Regions from separate parts of the Homo sapiens genome. Here region 1 is linked to region 2. Evidence: chromatin loops called from intact Hi-C (ENCODE). Cell type or tissue: lower leg skin. All regions are shown on one strand.

Region 1 (8,000 bases), 170 kb after region 2:
CTCTTCTAATATCTTAATTTTTTTTTTTTTTGAGACAGAGTTTCGCTCTCATCGCCCAGGCTGGAGTGCAATGGCGTGATCTCGGCTCACTGCAACCTCCACCTCCCCAGTTCAAGCGATTCCCCTGCCTTAGCCTCCTGAGTAGCTAGGATTATAGGCGTTAGCCACCACACCCGGCTAATTTTTGTATTTATAGTAGAGATGGGGTTTCATCATGTTTGTCAGGCTGGTCTCAAACTTCTGACCTCAGGTGATCTGCCTGCCTTGGCCTCCCAAAGTGTTGGGATTACAGGCGTGAGCCAACATGCCCGGCCCAGTCTTTTGTTTTTTTTTTTTTTTTTTGAGACAAGGTCTTGCTCTGTCACCCAGGCTGGAGCGCAGTGGTGTGATGATCATAACTCACCTCTCCCTTGAACTCCTGGGCTCAAGCAATCTTCTGATCTCAGCCTCCTGAGTAGCTGGGACTACAGGCATGTACCATAATGCCTGGTTACTTTTTTGTATTTTTTTTAGAGATGGTGTTTTGCTATGTTGCCCAGGCTGGTCTTGAACTCCTGGGCTCAAGTGATCCTCCTGTCTTGGCCTCCCAAAACATCGGGATTACAGGTATGAGCCACTGCCCCCGGCCTTTGTTAGGTTTATATCAATTTTATGCCTGTTTCAGAAAACATGTTTAGTGTTTTCTCTTTATTCTCCATGAGTGCTTGTGTAAGATTGGTGCTATTTATTCCTTAATTGCTTGTAAAATTACAGCAGTGAATTTTTCTAGGGTCTGGCTTTTCTTTATGAATAATTTTAAAATTATAGATTTAATTTCTTTATATTAGGGAAATTATCCTTTAGAACTTGATACAAGTCCTAGTTGTTTGTTTCTACCTTGTCATTTGTCATCCCCAGGTGGGTGGCAGGTGTGTTTGTTCCAGGGCAAAGCTATGTCTCACACACACTAGTTCACATAACCCCATTCAGACCAAAAATTGTTCACAGTTTACTTTGCTTTTTGTCTCTTTATCTCCAAGGTTGGTCTGTAGTGAACTCAAAGCCTTAATTCTATCCCAGTCCTTTTAGTTAAGGTCAGCAGTGACCTCTAGTGGTGAAATCTTCAGTCTTCCTCTTAACATGACTTTCTTTTTTAAAAATTATCTAGTGAATTACTCTTTCTGTTTGTTTGTTTTTGAGATGGAGTCTTGCTCTGTTGCCCAGGCTGGAGTGCAGTGGCACGACCCCAGATTACTGCAACCTCTGCCTCCCGAAGTGCTGGGATTGTAGGGTTGAACTACTATGCCTGAACCCTCTTACGTGGCTTTCTAGCCACGTAATCATTGATTACAGGCACACCTCGTTTTATTGTCCCTTGCTTTAATGTACTTTGCAGATATTGTGCTTTTTTTTCTTTTTTCTTTTTTCTTTTTTTAACAATTAAAAGTTTGTGGAAACCCGGCATTGAGCAAATCTGTAGACAACATTTTTTTTTTTTTTTTTGAGACAGAGTCTCCCTCTGTCACCAGGCTGGAGTGCAGTGGCGTGATCTCAGCTCACTGCAACCTTGGCCTCCTGGGTTCAAGCGACTCTTCTGCCTCAGCCTCCTGAGTAGCTGGGACTACAGGTGTGCACCACCATACCCAGCTAATTTTTGTATTTTTAGTAGAGGTGGGGTTTCACCATGTTGGCCAGGATGGTCACGATCTCTTGACCTCGTGATCCACCTGCCTCAGCTTCTTGAAGTGCTGGGATTACAGGCATGAGCCACTGCATCCGGCCTTTTTTTTTTCTTTCTTTTTTTTTTTATAAATAGAGATAGGGGTCTCATGTTGTCACCCAGGCTGGAGTGCAGTGGCATGATCTTAGCTCATTGTAACCTTGAACTCTTCGACTCAGGGGATCCTCCTGCCTCAGCCCCCTGAGTAGCTGGGACCACAGCCATGCCTGGCTATGCCTGGCTAATTAAAAAATTTTTTTTGGCCAGGTGCGGTGGCTCATGTCTGTAATCCCAGCACTTGGGGATGCCAAGGCGGGTGGATCAACTGAGGTCGGGAGTTTGAGACCAGCCTGACCAACATGGAGAAACCCTGTCTCTACTAAAAATACAAAATTAGCTGGGTGAGGTGGTACATGCCTGTAATCCCAGCTGCTCGGGAGGCTGTGGCAGGAGAATTGCTTGAACCCAGGAGGCAGAGGTTGCGGTGAGCCGAGTTCACGCCATTGCAATCCAGCCTGGGCAACAAGAGCAAAACTCCATCTCAAAAAAAAAAATTTTCTTTTTGGGCCAGGCGGATGGCTCATGCCTGTAATCCCAGCACTTTGGGAAGCCGAGGCAGGTGGATCACCTGAGGTCATTAGTTTGAGACCAGCCTGGCCAACATGGCGAAACCCTGTCTCTACTAAAAATATAAAAATTAGCCAGGCGTGGTGGTGCACACTTGTAGTCCCAGCTACTCGGGAGGCTGAGGCAGGAAAATTGCTTGAACCCGGGAGGCTAAGGTTGCAGTGAGCCGAGATCATGCCACTGCATTGCAGTCTGGGTTTCAGAGTGAAACACTGTCTCGAAAAAAAAAAAAAATTTTTTTTTTTTGGTGGAAACTTGGTCTCACTATGTTGCCCAGGTTGGTCTTGAACTCCTGGCATCAAGTGATCTTCCCATCCCACCTTGGTCCCCCAGAGCTCTGGGACTGTAGGCACGAGCCACCTCACCTAGCCTCACAACTGTTTTTCTTTCTTTCTTTTTTTTTTTTTTTTAGCATGTGCTCATGTTGTGTCTCTGGGTCACATTTTGGTAATTCTTGCCCTATTTCAGACTTTTTTTTATTATCTATTATGGCAATCTGTGATCTGTGATTTCTGTTATTATTATTGTAATTGTTTTGACCGTATATAAGATGGTTAAAATTAACAAATGTTGCCTGTGTTCTGACTGCTTCACTGACTGGCTGTTCCCCTTTCTCTCTCCCTTTCCTCTGGCCTCCCTATTCCTTGAGACACAACAATATTGAAATTAGGGTAGGTAACTACCCTGCAGTGGCCTCTCAGTGTTCCAGTGAGAGGAAGAGTCATACATCTCTCACTTTAAATCAGAAGCTAGAAATACTTAAGCTTAATGAGGAAGGCATATATCAAAAGCCAAGACAGGCCTAAATTAGGCCTCTTGTGCCGAACAGCCCAAATGTAAATGCAAAGGAAAACTTTTTTTTTCTTTTTTTTTTTTTTGTTTTGAGACAACGTCTCACTGTGTCACCCAGGCTGGAGTGCAGTGGCATGATCTTGGCTCACTGAAACCTCTGCCTCCTGGTTCAAGTGATTCTTCTGTCTCAGCCTCCTGGGTAGCTGGGATTACAGGTGTGTGCCACCATGCCCGGCTAATTGTTTGTATTTTTATTTTATTTATTATTATTATTTTTTTTTATTGATCATTCTTGGGTGTTTCTCGCAGAGGGGGATTTGGCAGGGTCATAGGACAATAGTGGAGGGAAGGTCAGCAGATAAACAAGTGAACAAAGGTCTCTGGTTTTCCTAGGCAGAGGACCCTGCGGCCTTCCGCAGTGTTTGTGTCCCTGGGTACTTGAGATTAGGGAGTGGTGATGACTCTTGATGAGCATGCTGCCTTCAAGCATCTGTTTAACAAAGCACATCTTGCACCGCCCTTAATCCATTTAACCCTGAGTTGACACAGCACATGTTTCAGAGAGCACAGGGTTGGGGGTAAGGTCATAGATCAACAGGATCCCAAGGCAGAATTCTTCTTAGTACAGAACAAAATGAAAAGTCTGCCATGTCTACTTCTTTCTACACAGACACAGCAACCATCCAATTTCTCAATCTTTTCCCCACCTTTCCCCCTTTTCTATTCCACAAAACCGCCATCGTCATCATGGCCCGTTCTTAATGAGCTGTTGGGTACACCTCCCAGACGGGGTGGTGGCCGGGCAGAGGGGCTCCTCACTTCCCAGTAGGGGCGGCCGGGCAGAGGCGCCCCTCACCTCCCGGATGGGGCGGCTGGCTGGGCGGGGGCTGACCCCCCCACCTCCCTCCCGGACGGGGCGGCTGGCCGGGCGGGGGGCTGACCCCCCCCACCTCCCTCCCGGGGCGGCTGGCCGGGCGGGGGGCTGACCCCCCCACCTCCCTCCCGGATGGGGCGGCTGGCCGGGCGGGGGGCTGACCCGCCCACCTCCCTCCCGGAAGGGGCGGCTGGCCGGGCGGGGGGCTGACCCCCCCACCTCCCTCCTGGACGGGGCGGCTGGCTGGGTGGGGGGCTGATCCCCTCACCTCCCTCCCGGACGGGGCGGCTGGCCTGGCGGGGGCTGATCCCCACCTCCCTCCCGGACCGGGTGGCTGCCGGGCGGAGACGCTCCTCACTTCCCAGACGGGGTGGCTGCCGGGCGGAGGGGCTCCTCACTTCTCAGACGGGGCGGCTGCCGGGCGGAGGGGCTCCTCACTTCTCAGATGGGGCAGCTGCCGGGCAGAGGGTCTCCTCGCTTCTCAGACGGGGCGGCCGGGCAGAGACGCTCCTCACCTCCCAGACGGGGTCGTGGCCGGGCAGAGGCGCTCCTCACATCCCTGACGGGGCGGCGGGGCAGAGGTGCTCCCCACAACTCAGATGATGGGCGGCCGGGCAGAGACGCTCCTCACTTCCTAGATGGGATGGCAGCCGGGAAGAGGCGCTCCTCACTTCCTAGATGGGATGGCGGGCGGGCAGAGACGCTCCTCACTTTCCAGACTGGGCAGCCAGGCAGAGGGGCTCCTCACATCCCAGACGATGGGCGGCCAGGCAGAGACGCTCCTCACTTCCCAGATGGGGTGGCCGCCGAGCAGAGGCTGCAATCTCGGCACTTTGGGAGGCCAAGGCAGGCGGCTGGGATGTGGAGGTTGTAGCGAGCCGAGATCACGCCACTGCACTCCAGCCTGGGCACCATTGAGCACTGAGTGAACGAGACTCTGTCTGCAATCCCGGCACCTCGGGAGGCCGAGGCTGGGGGATCACTCGCAGTTAGGAGCTGGAGACCAGCCCGGCCAACCCAGCGAAACCCCGTCTCCACCAAAAAAATACGAAAACCAGTCAGGCGTGGCGGTGCGCGCCTGCAATCACAGGCACTCGGCAGGCTGAAGCAGGAGAATCAGGCAGGGAGGTTGCAGTGAGCCGAGATGGCAGCAGTACAGTCCAGCTTCGGCTCGGCATCAGAGGGAGACCGTGGAAAGAGAGGGAGAGGGAGAGGGAGCTGGAGCTTGTTTGTATTTTTAGTAGAGACAGGGTTTCACCATGTTGGCCAGGCTGGTCTCCAACTCCTGATCTCAGGTGATCTACCCGTCTCAGCCTCCCAAAGTACTAGGATTACAGGCATGAGCCACTGTGCCTGGCTGGCATATTTGTTTATAGCATGGTTTACTGAATTTTTGTTTTCTTTTCTTTTTTTCTTTCTTTCTTTTTTTTTTTTTTGAGATGGAGTCTTGCTTTGTCACCCAGGCTGGAGTACAGTGGTGTGATCTCAGCTCACTGCAACCTCCGCCTCCTGGGTTCAATTGATTCTCCTGCCTCAGCCTCCTGAGTAGCTGGGATTACAGGTGCGCACCACCACACCCAGCTAATTTTTGTATTATTAGTAGAGACGGGGTTTCACCATGTTTGTCAGGCTGGTCTCCAACTCCTGACCTTGTGATCCACCCGCCTCGGCATCCCATAGTGCTGGGATTACAGGCGTGAGCCACCATGCCCAGCTGGTTTACTGATTATTTTAAACAAATTATTGAGTCCTAATGTTCAGAAAAAATATTTCTTTCAAAATGTTACTGCTCATTGACAAGCTAGTCACATAAGAGCTATGAGGTATGAAATTAATGTTGTTTTCATGCTTACTAGCATGCATCCATTCTACAGCCCATGGATCAAGGAGTAATTTTTTTTTTGAGACAGTTTAGCTCTTGTTGTCCAGGCTGGATTGCAATGGCGTGATCTTGGCTCACTGCAACCTCCACCTCCTAGGTTTGGCGATTCTCCTGCCGCAGCCTCCTCAGTAGCTGAGATTACAGGTGCCTGCTGCCACACCCAGCTAATTGTTTTGTATTTTTTTTTTAGTAGAGATGGGGTTTCATCATGTTGACCAGGCTGGTCTTGAACTCTTGTCCTCAAGTGATCTGCCTGCCTCAGCCTCCCATAGTGCTAGGATTATAAGCATGAGCCGCCGCACCCGGCCAAGGAGTAATTTTGACTTTCAAGTTTTATTTTTTATTTTTCTTTTTTTGAGACGGAGTCTTGCTGTGTCGCCCAGGCTGGAGTGCAGTGGCACAATCTTGGCTCACTGCAACCTCTGCCTCGCGGGTTCAAGTGATTCTTCTGCCTCAGCCTCCCGACTAGCTGGGACTACAGGTGCACGCCACCACGCCTGGCTAATTTTTGTATTTTTAGTAGAGACAGGGTTTCACCATATTGGCCAGGCTGGTCTCAAACTCCTGACCTCGTGATCTGCCTGCCTCGGCCTTCCAAAGTGCTGTTATTGCAGGTGTGAGCCACTGCGCCCGACCTTCAACTTTTATTGTTTAAGAAATAAATTTGTAGCCAGGCGTTGTGACTCATGCCTGTAATCCCAGCACTTTGGGAGGCCGAGGCTGGTGGATCACCTCAGGTCAGGAGTTTGATACCAGCCTGGCAAACATGGTGAAACCTTGTCTCTACTAAAAATACAAAAATTAGCTGGGTGTGGTGGTGCATACCTGTAATCCCAGCTACTCGGGAGGCTGGGGCAAGAGAATCGCTTGAACCTGGGAGGCAGAGGTTGCAGTGAGCCGAGATTGTGCCACTGCACTCCAGCGTGGGCAACAGAATGAGACTCTATCTCAGAAAAAAAAAAAAAAGAAAAGAAAAATTTGTAAGGCTATAGCTGGCATGGATAGTGATCCCTCTGATGGATCTGGGCAAAGTAAATTGAAAACCTTCTGGAATGGATTCACTGCTCAAGATGCCACTAAGACCATTTACGATTCATGGGAATAGGTCCAATTAACAACATTAATAGGAATTTGGAAGAACTTGAATCCAACCCTTATGGATGACTTTGAGGGGTTCAAGTCTTCAGTGGAGGAAGTCACTGCAGATGTGGAAATAGCATAACTAGAATTAGAAGTGGAGCCTGCAGATGTGAGTGAATTGCTGCAATCTTATGTTAGAACTTGAACAGATGAGGAGTTGCTTCTTATGCGTGAGATAAGAAAATTGTTTCTTGTGATGTAATCTATTCCTGGTGAAGATGCTGTGAACATTGTTAAGATGACAACAAAGGATTTAGACTTACATAAACTTAGTTAATAAGGCAGCAGCAGGGTTTTAGAGGATTGAATCCAATTTTGAAAGAAGTTCTACTATAGGTAAAATTAAACAGCATCTCATGCTACAGAGAAATCTTTCGTGAAAGGAAGAGCCGGCCGGGTGCAGTGGCTCATTCCTGTAACCCCAGCACTTTTGGAGGCTGAGGCAGGTGGATCACCTGAGGTCGGGAGTTTGAGACCAGCCTGACCAACATGGAGAAACCCCGTCTCTACTAAAAATACAAAATTAGCCGGCCATGGTGGCACATGCCTGTGATGCCAACTACTCGGGAGGTTGAGGCAGGATAATTGCTTGAACCTGGGAGGCAGAGGTTGTGGCGAGCTGCGATCGCGCCATTGCACTCCAGCCTGGGCACCAAGAGTGAAACTCTGTCTCAAAAAAAAAAAAAAAAAAAAAAAAAGGCCGGGCGCAGTGGCTCACGCCTGTAATCCCAGCACCACTTTGGGAGGCCGAGGCAGGCGGATCACGAGGTCAGGAGATCGAGACCATCTTGGCTAACGCGGTGAAACCCCGTCTCTACTAAAAATACAAAAAATTAGCTGGGTGTAGTGGTGGGCGCCTGTAGTCCCAGCTACTCGGGAGGCTGAGGCAGGAGAATGGTGTGAACCCAGGAGGCAGCGCTTGCAGTGAGCCAAGATTGTGCCACTGCATTCCAGCCTGGGCTACAGAGTGAGACTCTATCTCAAAA
Region 2 (8,000 bases):
AATATAGCAAGACTCTATCTCTACAAAAAATATATACATAATTAGCTTCTCAGGAGGCTGAAGCAGGAGGCTCACTTAAGCCCAGGAGGTTAAGGCTGCAGTGATCCGTGTTGGCACCACTGCACTCCAGCCTGGGCAACACAGAAAGACCCTGTCTCAAAAAAATTAAAAGACTGAAAATTTATGAATAAATTTAACAAAAGAAGTGCAAAACTTGTACACTGAAAACTATAAACACAGTTGGGAGAAATTAAAGAACACTTAAATAAATGGAAAGACATCCACATTCATGGATTGGGAGACTTAATATGGTTAAGACGGCAATACTTCTTAAAGATCTCTGGGTTCACAGAATCCATATCAGAATCCCAGGTGAATTCTCTGCAGAAAGTTACAAGCTGTTCTGAAAATTCATATGAAAATTCAAGGAACCCAGGATAGTTAAAAAAATCTTCAAAAAGAAGAACAAAGTTGGATGACTCACAATTCCTGATTTGAAAACTTACTACAAAGCTACAATAATCACCAGGTGTAGTGGCTCACAGCTACAATCCCAGCACTTTGGGAGGCCGAGGCAGGAGGATCACTTGAGTCCAGGAGTTCAAGACCAGCCTGGTCAACATAGGGAGACCCTGTCACTAAAACTAATTTAAAAAGTAGCCAAGTGTGGTGGTGTGCACCTGTGGTCCCAGCCACTTGGTAGGCTGAAGAAGGAGGATCGCCTCAGCCAGGGAGGTCGAAGCTGCAGTGAGCTGTAATCCAGTGCCACTGCACTCCAGCCTGAGTGACAGAGCAAGACCCTGTCTCAAAAAAATAAATAAAATAAAATAAAATAACTTTTAAAAGAACACCAAAACAAGCCAGGCTTGGTAGTACATGACCATAGTCCCAACTACACAGCAGGCTGAGGCAGGAAGATCACTTGAGCCCAGGAGTTGGAGGAGTCGTATGCAATGATCACACGTGTGACAATAGCCACTGCACTCCAGCCTAGACAACACAGAGAGACCTTGTCTAAAACAAACAAACAAACAAAACCCAAATAGAAATTACCAACCACTTAGAAATGGGTGACAGAACAGAATATTCCACTTTTTAAACTTGTGAAATGTTTCAAAGCAATATCCACAGAAAATGTAGAAGCCTTAATACGTTTATTAGAGAAAAGGAAGATTAAAAATAAATGAACTACTATCTTAGTTCAAAAACAGGAACACTAACATTAAAATAACCCAATAAAGTTGAATAAAGTGATTGATAGAGAAAAAAGCAAGGCTGAGTGCGGTGGCTTATGCCTGGAATCCCCCTACCCCTCACCTGTGAGGAGGTGGATGGATCACTTGAGCCCAGGAGTTTGAGACCAACCTGGACAACATAGTGAAGCCCTGTCTCTACTAAAATACAAAAATTAGCCAGTCGTGGTGGCGGGCGCCTCTAATACCCGCTATTTGGGAGGCTGAGGTGGGAGAATGGCTTGAACCTAGGAAGCAGAAGCTGCAGTGAGCCAAGATCGTGCCACCGCACTTCAGCTTGGGCAACAGACCAAGACCCTACCTCAAAAAACAAACAAACAAACAAACAAACAAACAAAAAAACAAAAATGAAAAAACAGAGAAAAAAGTAGAAAGTCATGAAATAGAAATAAATGGGAAAATTAGAAATTCAATAGGAAAAAAACTCACCCTCAGAATGGAGTGATGCTGTGAGTTTCGATGGAAGCAGGTGAGGCTCAGGGGTTTGCATGAGCGTTCCCAACCTGGGTAGTGCAACTTGGGCAGACGGTCAGGAGAAGAGAGAAAACACAGACAGATGATGTGGGGAAAGATGAAGTGGGTGAAGGAAATTAGTCTTCGTGGCCCAATATGTATGAGGAAAGCTTTGAAATCATAGGCATCATGGAAAAATGTATGGAAAAAATACAAATTATCAAAATGAGTGAGAAAACCCCAGTAGACTTAAGAACTACAGGGAAGGAAATGAACAAGAGAACACAAGGTTTATCGTAAAATGCAGTGTCATTTTTTCAGGCAATGTGACTTTCTACACTGTCTAGAAAATTGAACTAACAAACTATAAGAATAATTAGGACAAATTCAACTATGTGGCAAGATCTACACAAAGCCCTCCTAGCTATCAGCAATGATGAATTATAACATAGAAAAGAAAAATGTCATTCATGATAGCAACACTGTTACAGCACATAGAGGGGAAGCCCAACAAAAAATGAGCAGTACCAATGTGGAGAAGACTATAAAGTGTAGCATGTATTGCACGAATAGAGATATACTGTGTTCCTCAATGGAAGATTGAACATGGTACAAATGTCAGTTTTCCCCTAAATTAGTGTAGAATTTAAATTTGGCATCAATTACAATCAAACAGGATTTCCGCTATAAAACTGACAAGCCAATTAGAAATAGAAAATGTACAAAAAAAGACAAGTGTGAAAAAGAGAAGAATGCAGCAGAGATTCTCTGTGATACACAAAATATGCAATAAATGATTTTAATTGAAACAATATATAAAAATAAACATATAGCCAGCCTGGACAACATTGGAAGACCCCATCTCAGCCTAAAATAATAACAATAATAGAAATCATCTAGGTGTGGTGGTGTGCACACCTGTAGTCTGAGCTACTCAGGAGGCTGAGACAGGTGGATCGTTTGAGCCCAGGATTTTGAGGCTACAGTAAGCTATGATCACGCCACCACACTCCAGCCTGGGCAACAGAGTGAGACCACCTCTAAAAAAATTTAAAAAAATAATAATAAATAACATTTTAAAAAAGAATAAATATATAAAATACTCACTTTAAAAAAGAACAGTGTCCTGAAATAGGCCCATGCATTTAGTAACTTCCTATAAACTAAAAGAATGTGAAAATATAGGCTATTCAAAAAATGGTTCTGGGTTGACTCACTATATTTGTAACATAAGATAGAGAGCTATCTCACAACACTCAAACAATCCAGATGATGTATTAATCTAAACCATTGTAAGAAAATTATAAAACCTTCAACTCATAAAAAAAGAAAATTATAAAACTTAAAGAAAATATGCAAAAATATAAGTGAAGAAAATATAAAAGGATATATATTGAGGTAGAAAAGTCATTTCTTTTTTGAGATGGAGTCTTGCTCTGTCGCCCAAGCTGGAGTCCAGTGGCGCAATCTCAGCTCACTGAAACCTCCCGCTCCCGGGTGCAAGCGATTCTCCTGCCTCAGCCTCTCGAGTAGCTGGGACTACAGGTGTATGCCACCACCCCCGGCTAATTTTTGCATTTTTAGTAGAGACAGGGTTTCACTACGTTGGCCAGGCTGGTCTCGAACTCCTGACCTCAAGTGATCCACCCACCTTGGTTTCCCAAACTGCTGGAATTACAGGCGTGAACCACCACACCTGGCCAGCAGAAAAGTCATTCTTAAGACATGAATTATAAAAGCTACAAATGAAAGATTAATACATTTGACCACATCAAATTTAAAACAAAAATGTTCTATAGAATAAAAGACACTAGGCAAAGCAGGATAGCTCACACCTGTAATCCCAGCATTTAGGGAAGTTGAGGCAGGCAGATTGTTTGAGTCCAGGAGTTCAAGATCAGCCTGGGCAATATACCATCTCTACAAAAACTAGCAAAAAATAGCTGGGCATAGTGGCATGTGACTATAGTCCCAGCTACTCAGGAGGCTAAGGTGAGAAGATAGATTGAGCCCAGGAGGTTGAGGCAGCAGCGAACTATGATGGCACCACTGCACTCCAGCCTGGATGACAGAGAGAGTCCCTGTCTCAAAAACAAACATACAAAGACACTAATTGCAAACCTAAAAGGCAAGTTACAGTGTAGAGGAAACATTGGCCACAGCTATACCAGGAAAAACAATCCCTGATACACGATTAAGGAAAATTCAACAACTAAGTAGGGAGAGGACATAAACAAGCAAATCAAAGAAGAGGAAGCACAGGCAACTGGGATCCATGAAAACATGCGTAATCTCAAGACACAAGACACATTTTTCACTCGTCAGTTTGGCAAAAACTGTGAATTATGAAAATGTTTAGGATTGGTGGGGTGTAAATAGGTGCAGCATTTCTGGAGGGCAATTCGTCCATAGCTACTAATGTCCCCAGTGTCTAGCAACATGGAAAAGTGTAAATAAATGATCCCTATTCGGCAGTTTAGAAATGAGGTCGTCCTATATGCATTAATATGGATTACATTGCTAAGTGGAAAAAGCATGTCACAGAAGCTTGAATCCATGGGACACTTTTCATGTCATCCATTTGTGTTAACTCACAGATGAAGCTCAAATTACACAAAAGTGAATTAAGCAGAAGCCCTCAGGAGGGACGTACACTGGAGGGTTGCCCTGTCATCTCCAGGGAGGGCCCCAGGCTTGGTAGCGGAGAGCAGGTGGCCTCACGAGGACTGCTACTGCATTTGAATGATCTCCCTGCTTTAATTGACAGAACAGGTGTGTGTATTGTGCATACAACGGATTCCTGTGCTGTCTTCTCAGGTCACAGAATCCCAGGGAGACATAAGGAAGAGGCGAGGACTCAAATGCTCTGCCAATCATTGGGAGTAACTTGTCCCTAGGGCAGAAGAAAGAGCTGCCCTCTTCTGTCCCTAAAAACATGTTTCTCTTCCTTAATAATATCACGGGGTGGGGGGGAGCAGGGAGAGAGAGACTGAGCAAGAGGGAGGCGCCGGAGTCCCTTTCTGATTCTGAGACAGTAATGCCCAGGTTTTGCACACCATGCTGTCCACTTTGCCAGCAGGACTGGGTGGCATGGCACTTCTGATAGAACGTCTGCTGTCTTTCTCCAGATTCCATTCTGTGCCCTTCTGCGAGGTCGAAGCTGGTGCTTCCTTGATCATACCAGCAGGTGTCAGCAGAATGTTCTGGACACCATCCCAGACGCTGGCTTCTTCCTCGTGGTCCTTCAGTGGTTTGTTGGAAACACTGAGGGCTGGGGTCGTCCAGTCAGGTTCCAGGTGAAAGTGTGCAGAATCACCTGCCGCCCGCCCAGCTCCTGACTCTGAAGTGCTGAGAGTGAACACAGCTTCAGAACAGATGAAAGGCACTGCTTCTCTCCCATCAACTCCACACACCCAGTGATAACAGAAAAGGGCAGTCCAGTCTTCTAGTCACCCTTCGATGTGATGGGGCAGCTGCAACCCAATTTTAGATGCTCCGAGAGGTTAAATCAATTCCCCAGGGCACACAGCCATAAACGGCAAAGACAGGACTTGAAGTCGAGACTGTGGTTCTGAATAGTGCCCTGTCTACACTACATGACCAAGAGGGCATTTCTGGAGGGCTTGAGGTTGCGTGTGTCAACCCCTGTGAATCGCAGGGTGACCAGGAGCAAAAGGCTTGCCACAGCTGAGACCCCCCAGGGTCTTGCTCTGGGCCTTCCCCTCCCTGGACCAGAGCAGCCCCATCTATGAAAAGATCATGCTGTACTCTAGGGTATCTGAGAGCCCCCGAGCACCACGGCTCCATGACTAAGAAACTCCAGAAAAAAACTGTGAAGTGCGGCTTCACTTCTCTGCATCTGGACTCAGGATGCGCCTCGTCCAGCCTGAGGACCCTGGACTTCATGCCTGGCAAAAGGCTGTGCCACTGAGGTTTCCTGAAATAACACTGCCCAATTCGGGGACATGCCCTACAGTCCTCTGGATCCAGGGAACACCTGTGAGCAACAGCCTCTGGGCTTGGACAGCCGATCCTGCCCCTCATGTGGACGGCTGGCCCACTCCCCCAAAGTCCCCGATCCTAGAGGGAGAGACAGAAATGGGGAGGTCTGGGTCTGTCCAGCAACCAGGATAGGCACCTCCTTCTTGATCCTGGAGACAGGCTCAGGGGGTGAGCACAGAGGGGACTTCCCAGGGTCGAGAAACTGCTTCCGGTGAGGTGAGAATGGATAGATCACCTGAGGTCCTGTGGTTACCCCACCCACCCGACCTGTGGTCCCCCTACCTCCTGTGGTGACTCCACCCCTTCCTGCATCCACCCAGCTCCTCCTGTGGACACACCACATCCTCCTGGGGACATCTCATCCGCTCCTGGGGACACCTTACCCCCTCCTGGGATCCTCTCACCCCCTCCTGGGGTCATCTCACCCCCTCCTGGGGACATCTCACCCCCTGTGGTCACCCACCCCCTCCTGGGGTCACGGTCTCCCCACCCCCTCCTAGGGTCATCTCACCCCCTCCTGGAAACATTTCACCCCCCTGTGGTCACCCACCCCCTCCTGGGAACATCTCATCTCCTCTGAACACCTCACCCCCTCCTGGGGTCACCCACCCCCTCCTTTGGCCCTCCTTGCCACTTTCACTGACCTCTCAAGCCCGCAGCCTCTGTGTGGTCCCCTGAGCACCCCGAATCCCTGTACCTATAGGTAGAGCTGGACTCCAGGGCACTCTGGCTTCATCCCCTGCTGGGCTCAGCCCTGAGATCCCCCCGGAGGACTGCAGCAACCCTGAGTTGCTGCTTGCCTGGCCCCACAGCTCTGTGGAGCCGCTCCTCTCCTCCTCACAGGGCTCTGAGGAGGGACCTAAAAGGCGAGTGGACAGCCAGCCATGGAGGGTGCCACTTGCTGGGAGTCCCTGCCATCCCTCCCGGCTATTGGGGGCCTGCCTCCCCTGTTGACAGCAGGCTGGGGATGGGATGAGCTTTGGCAAGGAGGTCTGAGTGGCCATGGCCTGGGCACCCCCAGGAAGAGCTGAGGGGCCGGATTTTGGGCTCCCTTCACTCCTCACCTCCCACAAGCCTTGCAGGTCCCATTTGTGGCTTCTGCATCCTAAGGCCCCGGCTGAGGGGACTCGCAGTAGACGGTCCATGTGGGTAAGAAATAGTCCTCTGGGTCACAGTCTCTGAGATCTGGGCCCCTTCATTACAGCAGCACGTCTTAGCCTGAGTGGGCTGGTGTCAGACACAGCGAGTGGCGGTAAGTGTGGGCCCCTCACCATCTCCCCTTCAGGGATGAAGAGGGCCTTGTGCCAGCAAAGTGAGTAAGAAAGAGCAGTCCCTCAAGAGGAGAGCAGGGAAGGGCAAGGGATGGCCGGGCCGAGGGCAGTGGCTGGGAGCCACCGAATGGAAAGGGGCGGGCAGTGGAGGGGGCGGTCATGAGGCTGGGAGCTGTGCCAGTGTCCAGCAGGCCGCACCCCTCCGCCTCCTCTCACCCCTCACAGGAAGGTGTTAATCCATACATCCGGAGACCCAGAGAAACCAAGTAACATTGCATTCCTGGCTGTGTTTCTTTTTTATTTTCTGTTTTGGGGATTTTGTTTTTGGAGTTTTTTTGAGACAGGATCTTGCTCTGTTACCCAGGCTGGAGTGCAGTGATATGAACATGGCTCACTGCAGCCTTGAACCCTGGCCTCAAGCAATCCTCTTGCCCTCAGCCTCTCAAATAGCTAGGACTACAGGAGCACATCAATACACCCAGCTAACTAGTATTTTGTGTACAGCTGGGTCTCACTGTGTTGCCCAGGCTGGTCTAGATCTCCTGGTGTCAAACAATCCTCCCACCTCAGCCTCCCGAAGTGCTAAGATTATAGGTGTGAGCCACCACGCCAGGCCTGTGTTTCAGTGCAAAATAATATCATTACATATCTTTCAAATCTCTCCAGAATGATGAACTTTTGCAGGTGCCTCATTTGATGAGGTCAAGGATCCCATCTTAGATATGCAGGCAGAGGCCATGCCAGCTAGTACAAGCCTAAGGCATGTAGAGGTAGACGGCATGGCCGAGGGATCATAGACTGGGTGCACTGGTCAGGAGTGGGTGAAGTAGGTAGAGCCTATGGGGGGGAGGGCGCAGCCACATAGAGAAGTCCTGTGTCCCCACTCCTGCCCCAGGCTCCTCCACAGGTGTCCCAGCAATGGGCAGGTTGGTAAGAGTCAGGCTGGGCTTTTTACGAGGAGAGGTAGAGACATCTTCGTGGCCTTACCCTGGAGGAGAGAGACCACCAGCTGGTGAGAGAC

What was found. Peaks named below come from ENCODE experiments on the same cell type or tissue, not always from the same donor. Only the 100,000 strongest peaks of a DNase experiment are listed, where the experiment ranks them.
Region 1: a loop joins it to region 2, with 5 times the contacts of the local background. A loop is called at or near these places in 102 of 110 quality-filtered maps.

Annotation. Positions count from the first base shown.
Region 1 is chr10:43,460,993-43,468,992 of GRCh38, forward strand. The region is part of intron 1 of ZNF487 (zinc finger protein 487); the gene reads left to right. Among named protein-coding and RNA genes, the nearest start is that of ZNF487, 28 kb to the left of the region's middle. RefSeq lists an enhancer at 3,245-3,908. In lower leg skin, no CTCF peak of the experiment used is centred here; no DNase peak of the experiment used is centred here.
Region 2 is chr10:43,288,515-43,296,514 of GRCh38, forward strand. No RefSeq gene overlaps it. Among named protein-coding and RNA genes, the nearest start is that of RASGEF1A, 25 kb to the left of the region's middle. RefSeq lists enhancers at 5,183-5,684, 5,685-6,184. In lower leg skin, no CTCF peak of the experiment used is centred here; DNase peaks (open chromatin) are centred at 4,917 and 7,097.